Linked DNA regions of Homo sapiens: region 1 is linked to region 2. The links are chromatin contacts, found by Hi-C or POLR2A ChIA-PET in ENCODE. All regions are on one chromosome and are shown on one strand. Each heading gives the region's core, a stretch centred on a gene start or an enhancer-like site at or near the end of the contact. The rest is flanking DNA. Distances are from core to core; before and after follow the strand shown. Region 1 holds the start of CSTF2 (cleavage stimulation factor subunit 2). Region 2 holds the start of XKRX (XK related X-linked).

What was found. Hi-C counts contacts between places; a loop is a spot of excess contacts on that map. ChIA-PET counts read pairs that join two places held with the same protein, here RNA polymerase II (POLR2A). Pooled maps may share reads with other maps.
Region 1: a loop to region 2 is called in a map of CD8-positive, alpha-beta T cell, with 5 times the contacts of the local background. The contact joins the promoter of CSTF2 here to the promoter of XKRX in region 2. A Hi-C loop is called at or near these places in 4 of 168 maps with a recorded cell type or tissue (B cell, CD8-positive, alpha-beta T cell and naive thymus-derived CD4-positive, alpha-beta T cell), 3 of 37 single-sample maps with no recorded cell type and 13 of 50 pooled maps. POLR2A ChIA-PET finds 5 or more read pairs at or near these places in 4 of 52 experiments (Caco-2, OCI-LY7, WTC11 and 1 more).

What each region holds. Positions count from the first base shown.
Region 1 is chrX:100,817,507-100,821,854 of GRCh38, reverse strand. It overlaps CSTF2 (cleavage stimulation factor subunit 2), which reads right to left and starts at 1,464. Exons shown (of 14, transcript NM_001325.3): 1 at 1,381-1,464; 2 at 250-328. The coding sequence starts at 1,438. RefSeq lists enhancers at 1,233-1,392, 1,673-1,722, 1,733-1,792.
Region 2 is chrX:100,927,545-100,931,612 of GRCh38, reverse strand. It overlaps XKRX (XK related X-linked), which reads left to right and starts at 2,696. Exons shown (of 3, transcript NM_212559.3): 1 at 2,696-3,643. The coding sequence starts at 3,309. RefSeq lists enhancers at 2,050-2,099, 3,293-4,068.

The sequences.
Region 1 (4,348 bases), core at 215-2,714, 110 kb after region 2:
CCCAAAGTGCTGGGATTACAGGCTTGAGTCACTATGCCCTGCCTAAAAAACATTTTTAACGAAAAAAACATATTTTAGGTAAGAATAAATGTCAATTGTATAGTGTATCAATTATATCTCAATAAAGCTGTTACAAGAACAAAATGTATGTGAAAAGTCACCAGTAAAGAAAACCTGCCATTATTACTAAGAGCCAAATCTGTGGTGATTTTTAAGAAGCTCCCACCATGAAGGAAAAGGGGATCTCACCTGAAACTAACAACAGGTCCAACCTCAGAAAAGATGTCCTTCAACTGCTCTTCAGTAGCTTCATAAGGAATGTTCCCCACTAAGGAAGAAAATAGGTAACATTAAAATTCTGAGTTTATAACATAGATCTTTAGTGAGAAAGTAAACTTATATCATCAAATATAAGACTCAAAATAGTGTTCTCCAATCCCAATTCCATTGTATTTCTTCAGACCTCTTAACAAAGGAAATATACCACTGAAACTAAATACAAAATGTGTAGGTACTCTCAAATGTTAGTTCTCAGACTGATCTGACACGTGTTAGATTTTCCTTAACTTTGGTGCAAATAAATACTTTGGCACTGGTATTTACCTAAAGATCTGCAAGTCTCATCAGTGACTACAAAAAATATCAATGTTATTTAATATAATTTTTAAAACAGGTTCCTATGTATTTCCACACATACAACATTTAAGGGAGAATGACGATGAATGTAGTGAAAGATGTTTAAAAAGTATTCTGAACTACTTTGTCATGTCCCTTTCAAATGGTACTCTAAAATAATCACACGTATTTTTAAAAACAACTTATTTCAGCCAAAAAGATAATTCAGAATCGTTTCGATCCTTTTTAAAATTCCTCTGAGGAGATCTTAATAGTTCATTCATTCATTCACTTACAAGCCATCTCAGGACACCAGGTGGCCGCTACCACTATTGATGCACTAAAATGTTACAGATAAAAAGCAAAGGATGAAAGTCCTTAGGAGAGGACAGTAAGTGGACACTAGGATCTATACCCTCAGCATATAGTCTGTATTCTGGGGCAGAGGATGAGAAGTAGTACGGGACAGTGAGGAGCTGTTACCGTGAGCCTTCTCCTCTAGAGAATAATTGAAGCTCATGAAAGGAGAAACGCACAGAAGCTGAACGCTAGTCTAACTTCCCCACTGATATTGCGGAAAGCCTACGAGACCTCGGCAGAATGGGAATATCTCTTTGCTCATGAGTCCACCAGGTTGGACGCCCTACAGGATAAGCAGGGAGAACTGCACGTCCGAACCGTCAGCGGCTCCGGTAGCGATTCATGAGATAGAAGGTGCAGAGGGGAGTCCCTCCCCGAAGCTTGACTACAACGAATTCCTCTCACCGAACACAGAACGTAGAGAACGATCCACCGCTGGGTCTCTCACAGTCAAACCCGCCATAGCTCTGTTGAGTCGGCTTCCGGTGCGCCAAAGCACACTTCCGTACGGAGCACAAGCCCAGCGCTGAGCACGCTTCCGTACGGCGCGTGAGCCGGAAGGGCCTGGGCGGAACGGACGCAGAGCCCCTCCCCTGGAGACATTCTGTTAGCCGCAGGCGCGAGTTGCGTCCACCGGAGGGCTATATTCTCACTCCTGAGATTAACTCTGTTCCGAGCCAGATGCAGGCGAGTCCAGGCTAATTTGAAGGGTTTCAGCCTGCAGACTTCCTTCTTATTAATTTTCTCTTAGGTTGATGCAAGTACTCCTCAACCACAATAAAGGCGCAGCGGCTTTACCATGGTAACAGGGAAGTCCTTTGCTGACAACTGTGGGGCTTGCATTTTAGTTCCGCCCTATCAAGGGAGGGAAATGCTTGGGCCCGTCCCAGCAGCGTGCATATTATTTGCTAAACCTGTTCGTGTGTGGAGTGAGATGAGGAAAGGGCATGCCAGCCGAGAGAAGCATAGTTAAAGAAATGGGAGAGGTAAAGGGAGAACAGACCTCTGTCCTCGTGTAGTCCGTGGGTTCCATGTGCTTCGTGGTGGGGCGGTGCGGCAGGGGATTCTGGCAGGCAGAGTATCGGAAACAGAAAACGTCATTCATCGGTTTTTCCACACTTTGGTGCCCACGCGCCTGGGATATGGCATGCAGGGCAGGTCGTTGTATCATCCCGGAAAGGCAGACCCTGCCGGGGTTGGAGGAAATCCAGGGGGCACCTCAGGAGGACAGGGTTAGGGGATAAGCAAAGGAAGGAGCCAAGAGCGCTACCTTTGAGGGACTTGTCCGAAAAAGGAAGACGGTAAAATAGCCACGGAATTGGAGGCATGGACGTTTTTATTAATTCCACATGTATTAAAAGTATATGGGCCGGGCGCGGTGGCTCATGCCTGTAATGCCAACACTTTGGGAGGCCGAGGCGGGCGCATCACCTGAGGTCGGGAGTTGGAGACCAGCCTGGCCAACATGGAGAACCCCTTTTCTACTAAAAATACAAAATTAGCCGGGCGTGGTGGCGCATGCCTGTAATCCCAGCTGCTCAGGAGGCTGAGGCCAGAGAATCGCTTGAACCCGGGAGATGGATGTTGCGGTGATCCGAGATCTGCCATTGCGCTCCAGCCTGGGCAACAAGAGCGAAACTCCATCTCCAAAATAAAAGTATATGAAATATGATAAATATTTAGAAAAAATTAATAAGTGCTAGTTTACACCATGAAGCATATCACTTTAAGAAGTAATTCTGGTAAAGATGGAAAGTTTGAGAAGAGTATACCCATTTCCATGACTCTAGAGTCCCATTTGCAATCACTGTGTGACCAAGAGGACACCTTGTGTAATGGAATGGTCCAAAAGGAGATTTACAGCTCTGTAGAAGGCACAGTTTCAAAGAGTTTTGGTGTGTCATTGTTCCGTTGTGGTGAACTTTTGCTAAATGCATGTACGGCTGAGTATATTTCTAACTCAGTGTTTGGCAAACTTACATAAACAAAAGATTAACCTGGGGTCTTTGAGTAAGAGTATAGATTCCTGGGGCTCCACCCCAGCCCTATGGAATGGGACTCCAGGGAAAGAACTTGGGAATCGTTATATTTAAACAAGTGCCACTGGCGATTCTTAGGGTCAGGTAATTTGAGTAGCATTGTAGTTATTGAGGTAGCTTTATGGCAGCATTTAAGACACGCATGCTTTCTTATGAAATTTCCCTTAAAGTAGTTCTCAAAGTTCTCAACCCTTGTGGAGGAGCATTTTTGGAAATGTACAGTGGCATTTTCAGTTGTTGCAATGACTACTGCTAGGGGAAGAGAAGCCAGAGATGATAAATGGACTGCCATGTCCAAGGCAGTTCTACAGGATGAACCCCTCCCCCCACTGAATGCCAATAATGTCTCTCCCCTTGAGAAACACTTAATATCAGCCATATTAGACCAAATGGACCCTGGATCTGAATGCTATGTTGCACTGCCAGCCTTGCATAAATAATTTTTACTTTAGCCTTCTTACAACTGTGTAGCTGATCCCAATGAGTTAGTAATAATAAAAGCTAACATTTATTAAGCACTTGCTGTGTCCTCATTGTATTAGTTTTCTATTGCTGTGTAACAAATTTCCACAAACTTAGTGGCTTACAACACTCATTTGTTAGCTCACAGTTCTGTAGGTCAGAAGTTTGGGTGGACATGAGTGGGTTCTTTGCTTAGGATCTCACAAGGCTGAAATCAAGGTGTTGTACTCTTATCTGGAATCTTTGGGAGAAGAATCAGCTTCCAAGCTCATTTTTCTTGTTGGCAGAATTTGGTTGGCTGTGGTTGTAGGACCGAGGTCCTTGTTTCTTTGCTGGCTATTGGCTGGAGGGCTGTAGCTCTTAGCTCCTAAGGGCTTCTTTTTGGTCCTTACATGTGGGTTTCTACATCTCAGAGCCAGTGATGGCACATTGAAACCTTCTTATGCTGTGAATCTCTGACCAGAGATTCTCTCTTTTGACCAGCTGGGGAGAACTCTGCTTTTAAATGGCTCTTGTGTTTAGGCAAGGCCTACCCAGATAATCTCCCTGTATTAAAGTCAACTGTGCTATGTGAAAACCTAATCATAAGAGTAAAATCCATTATAATCACAGTCTTAGGAATTATGCAGGGCAAATACATCAAGAGGTCAAGAAATCTTGGAGCCAGTCAACTGTACCCATTTTATTGATAAACATGTCTAAAGAAGTTTCAGTAACTTTGCCTAGGTCCCACAACAAGCAAGCTAAGGCATGGTTTGAGCTCAGGTTGCTCTGGCTCCAGAGACTGCTTAATTGTTATATCTCCTGCCTCTCAATGTAACTGAGGAAATATGGATGGCTCAGCATATTTTGTCACTGTTTTTAGGAAAGAG
Region 2 (4,068 bases), core at 1,447-3,946:
ACTAGTATGAGAGAGCATGTGCCAGTAGCATGAAGAGAGAAAAATGAGGGTTGGGGAGGTGACAGAAGGCTTCTTGGAGGTGGGAGCACTTCGGCTGACCCTTGAAAGAAAGTTATGGTTTGGACTAATGGAGAAAAGGGTGAAGGGGGTTGTAAATCGCATCAACAAGGCAGAGGTGGGAGTGAGCAACGCAAATAGGAGAAGTGAGAAAACTGGCTGGCCTTGTGGAAGGAGTAGTGTGGGCAATAAAATCTGAGAGGGAAGTAGTGTGATGATTATATAGAGCCTTGAATGACAGACAGAAGGAGTCATTTTGGAACAAAGTAGGAAGGCATTGTAAATTTTTGTATTTGGGGAGAGACAAGGCCATGGAGAAGAAGGAGGAAAGGCTAAAAGGTAAACGTTGGGATTCTACATTCTTCTTCTTAGCTTTACTCTCCCATGTTTTTTTTTTTTTTTATTTTTAATTTTTATTTTTTTGAGATGGAGTTTCACTCTTGTCACCCAGGCTGGAGTGCAATGGTGCTATCTTGGCTCACTGCAACTTCTGCCTCCTGGGTTCAAGGGGTTGTCCTGCCTCAGCCTCCCGAGTAGCTGGGATTACAGGTGCCCACCACCACGCCCAGCTAATTTTTGAATTTTTAGTAGAGACAGGATTTCACCATGTTGGTCAGGCTGGTCTCAAACTCCTGATCTCAGGCCATTCACCCACCTTGGCCTCCCGAAATGCTGGGATTACAGGCATGAGCTACCGCGCCCGGCTGACTCTCTCATGTTTAGGGGGACCAACTCACCCTATCCCAGTGAAATGGGATTAATTGGTCACCTTGCCTGAGATTCACCTTGTGAACAGTTACCTAGAGCAGCCCCAAGAGGTTCTGCACCATATACTGGTGGTGGAGAACCTTGTCCCAGTTGGAATGTCCCAACTAATAAGAAAAAGAACACTCTCTGAAGTTGTTCTCAATAGTGTTGACCTCCTTCATGAAATGGAAAGGAGAAAGGAGCAGCCTCCTAGCCCAGCTGCTAGCATAGGTGCAGACCAAGATGCGGAGTCTGCTTCAGAAGGTGACAACCTTTAGATGTTGAATCTGTCCCTGAATCAGCCCTGGGGAAAGGAGGCAGCAATCATGGAAACCTTAAAAAAACAAAAAACAACATAATGACAGGACAACCTGGAGGCCATTATTTTGGTGGCTGCTACTTGGCCACTCCTCACATAGATTTGTTTTACTGACTTCCTGCAGCAAAAGGAGATTGGCACAGGCTCTGCTACATAATCATCATTATTATTATTATTATTATTATTATTATTATTATTATTAAGACGTAATCTTGCTCTGTTGCCCAGGCTGGAGTGCAGTGGCGTGATCTCAGCTCACTGCAACCTCTGCCGTCCGGGTTCAAGTTTTTCTCCTGCCTCAGCCTCCTGAGTAGCTGGGATTACAGTCACGCACCACCACGACCAGCTGATTTTTGTATTTTTAGTAGAGATGGGGTTTCACCACGTTGGCCAGGCTGGTTTCGAACTCCTGACCTCAAGTGATCTGCCTGCCTCAGCCTCCCAAAGTGCTGGGATTACAGGCGTGAACCACTGTGCCTGGCCTTCATCTATATTATTACCAGGAGGCAGATGTGTTCTCTTTTTCTCTGAGGTTTAGAATTATGCAAATGAAGATATGAAAACAAAAGCTCAGTGAGGTGGGGAGGATTACACTTAAGAATACAGGTAATTTTCAAAGCTCTTTAAGACACCCCTCTCAGTTTTTACTAACAGCTCTCTCTTGGCTCTTTGCCAGTCTGTTTAGAATTTGGCACCTCTTCATAACCTTTCAACCAAAGACCTGTAAGTTCATTCTAAAGCTCCTATCCTGGCCTCATTTTGCAAGTGGAGAAATCAAGGCATAAAATATGAGCTTTCAGTGTCTGTGGGCTGACCTTGAGTCTTGACCTTTATCCTGTTCTATCTTCCCTCCGCCGAAAACTCTGACCCTATTCCTCCCAGGTTCCCCCTTCATGATATTATCTGGAGGGCAATAGGACCTAGGGAGGTTCCACCCTGCGGCGGAGGGAGACACACCTGCCTAACAGCGTGGGTAGAGTGAGTGTTGAAGCAAGTCACTTAACTAGTTAGGGAGGGCGGGGTAGAAGTGGGGGCCTGCTGCTCCTAGGGAGGAGTAAAGCTGTGGCTCCTGCCTGGGTCTGGAGGTGGTGGTCAGAAGTGCTTCTGAAGAGCGGCCCAAGCCCCTTTTTGTCCCGCCACTCCACAACGAGCATCCCTCGGCTGGCCGCCTGCCCGGGAACTCTCCGGCTGGTTTTGTTTGGCCGCAGCCGTCCCGCCCATCTCGCCCGCCCCCGCCGTCCCGGTGCCTTAGTTTTTGAAGCTGCCGACCTCTCGCAGCTGGAATCGCAGACCAGGCAGGACCCTGGCAGCAGACGGCGTCCAAGAGTTTGGCGACCTCCGTCCAGCCAGGTTGGCGCCCCGCACATCGTGCCTCTCACTAGCAAAGTTTCTCCGAGGAGAAGCAGCCCCTCCAGCCTTTTCTTCATCCTGTAGAGCGAGCGCGCTCTGCTTCTGTCCCTCAACACTGCATTCGGAGACAGGGTGGTGACAATACTCCACTCCCGGGCCAGGCGGTCTTGGGGGCGGGGCTTGGGGGAATCCGAGGAGCTATCCTGAGAACCCTGGACTCGGCAAAGGTCCTGAGAGCGCGCAGGTGAGCGGGCCAGCTGATAGCTACAGCCTAGCAATAGCTAGGATACCTAGGCACTGAACTGAATCCCCTCTTCTGCCCTCCTTCTTCTGCGCCCGCTCTTCTGCCCTGGCTCAGCTCTCCGCTGACTTGAGAGGACACACTGGTCAGGACTCTTTGTGAGGAGCTGCTGAGTGTCGGTGCCCCCGACAGATCGGCTACACCCTGCCTGAGGGGCTGCGAAAGGAGCCGCCACGGAAGCCGCTGTTCTCATGACTCTTCACGTCCCTGGAGTTGGACTCTGGATGGGGCGCTGGGATGCTTGCTTTTGTCTTGTTCAAGTTTCACAGCAAGTATGTTGACGATTGGAATCGGGGCCAATCAAGAGTCAAGTTCAAAGTGGTACTCCTGGGCTTTCCATCCCAGACTCCAAGTCGAATCTGAGTCTAGAAGAGAGCGGTTTCTTGCTCTAACTAGTGAATCTCTGTTCCCAAACTGGACTTGACAGAGCTCTCCTCACCTATACTTGGACTGTAGCGGCCATAGGGTTCTCTTGGGGATGGGTGGGAGGGTGCTATGAACACAAGACCACAACATTCAGAAAGAACCTCGACAATGGACAGAGTTTATGAAATTCCTGAGGAGCCAAATGTGGATCCGGTTTCATCTCTGGAGGAAGATGTCATCCGTGGAGCCAACCCCCGATTTACTTTTCCATTTAGCATCCTTTTCTCCACCTTTTTGTACTGTGGGGAGGCTGCATCTGCTTTGTACATGGTTAGAATCTATCGAAAGAATAGTGAAACTTACTGGATGACATACACCTTTTCTTTCTTTATGTTTTCATCCATTATGGTCCAGTTGACCCTCATTTTTGTCCACAGAGATCTAGCCAAAGATAAACCGCTATCATTATTTATGCATCTAATCCTCTTGGGACCTGTTATCAGGTGAGCAACTTTTAAATCTTTTCCTTACCCCCCTAACCCCACCCCAGACTTGGGCAGAGAAAGATGAAAGATTTACAAGATGGATACTATGGCTCTAATCAATTCTCTCATTTCCTCCCACTCTCGGCTTCCCTGTCTACCATTCAGAAAACTTACCTGAAATCTTAAATGCCACCATGATGAACATGTGGTATGTACTTGTGTTCCAAAACAATGAACGATGCTATTTGGCCTGTGTAAACTAGAATGGGAACAACAAGACGTGATCACCCTGTGCATGAAGGCCATAGCTGCAGAGTGTGTAATTTTATTTAAAAAATTTTTTTTTTCTGAGACAAGGTCTTGCTCTGCCTCCCAGGCTACAGTGCAGTGGTGCGATCATGGCTCACTGCAGCCTTGATCTCCTGGGATCAAGCGAACCTCCC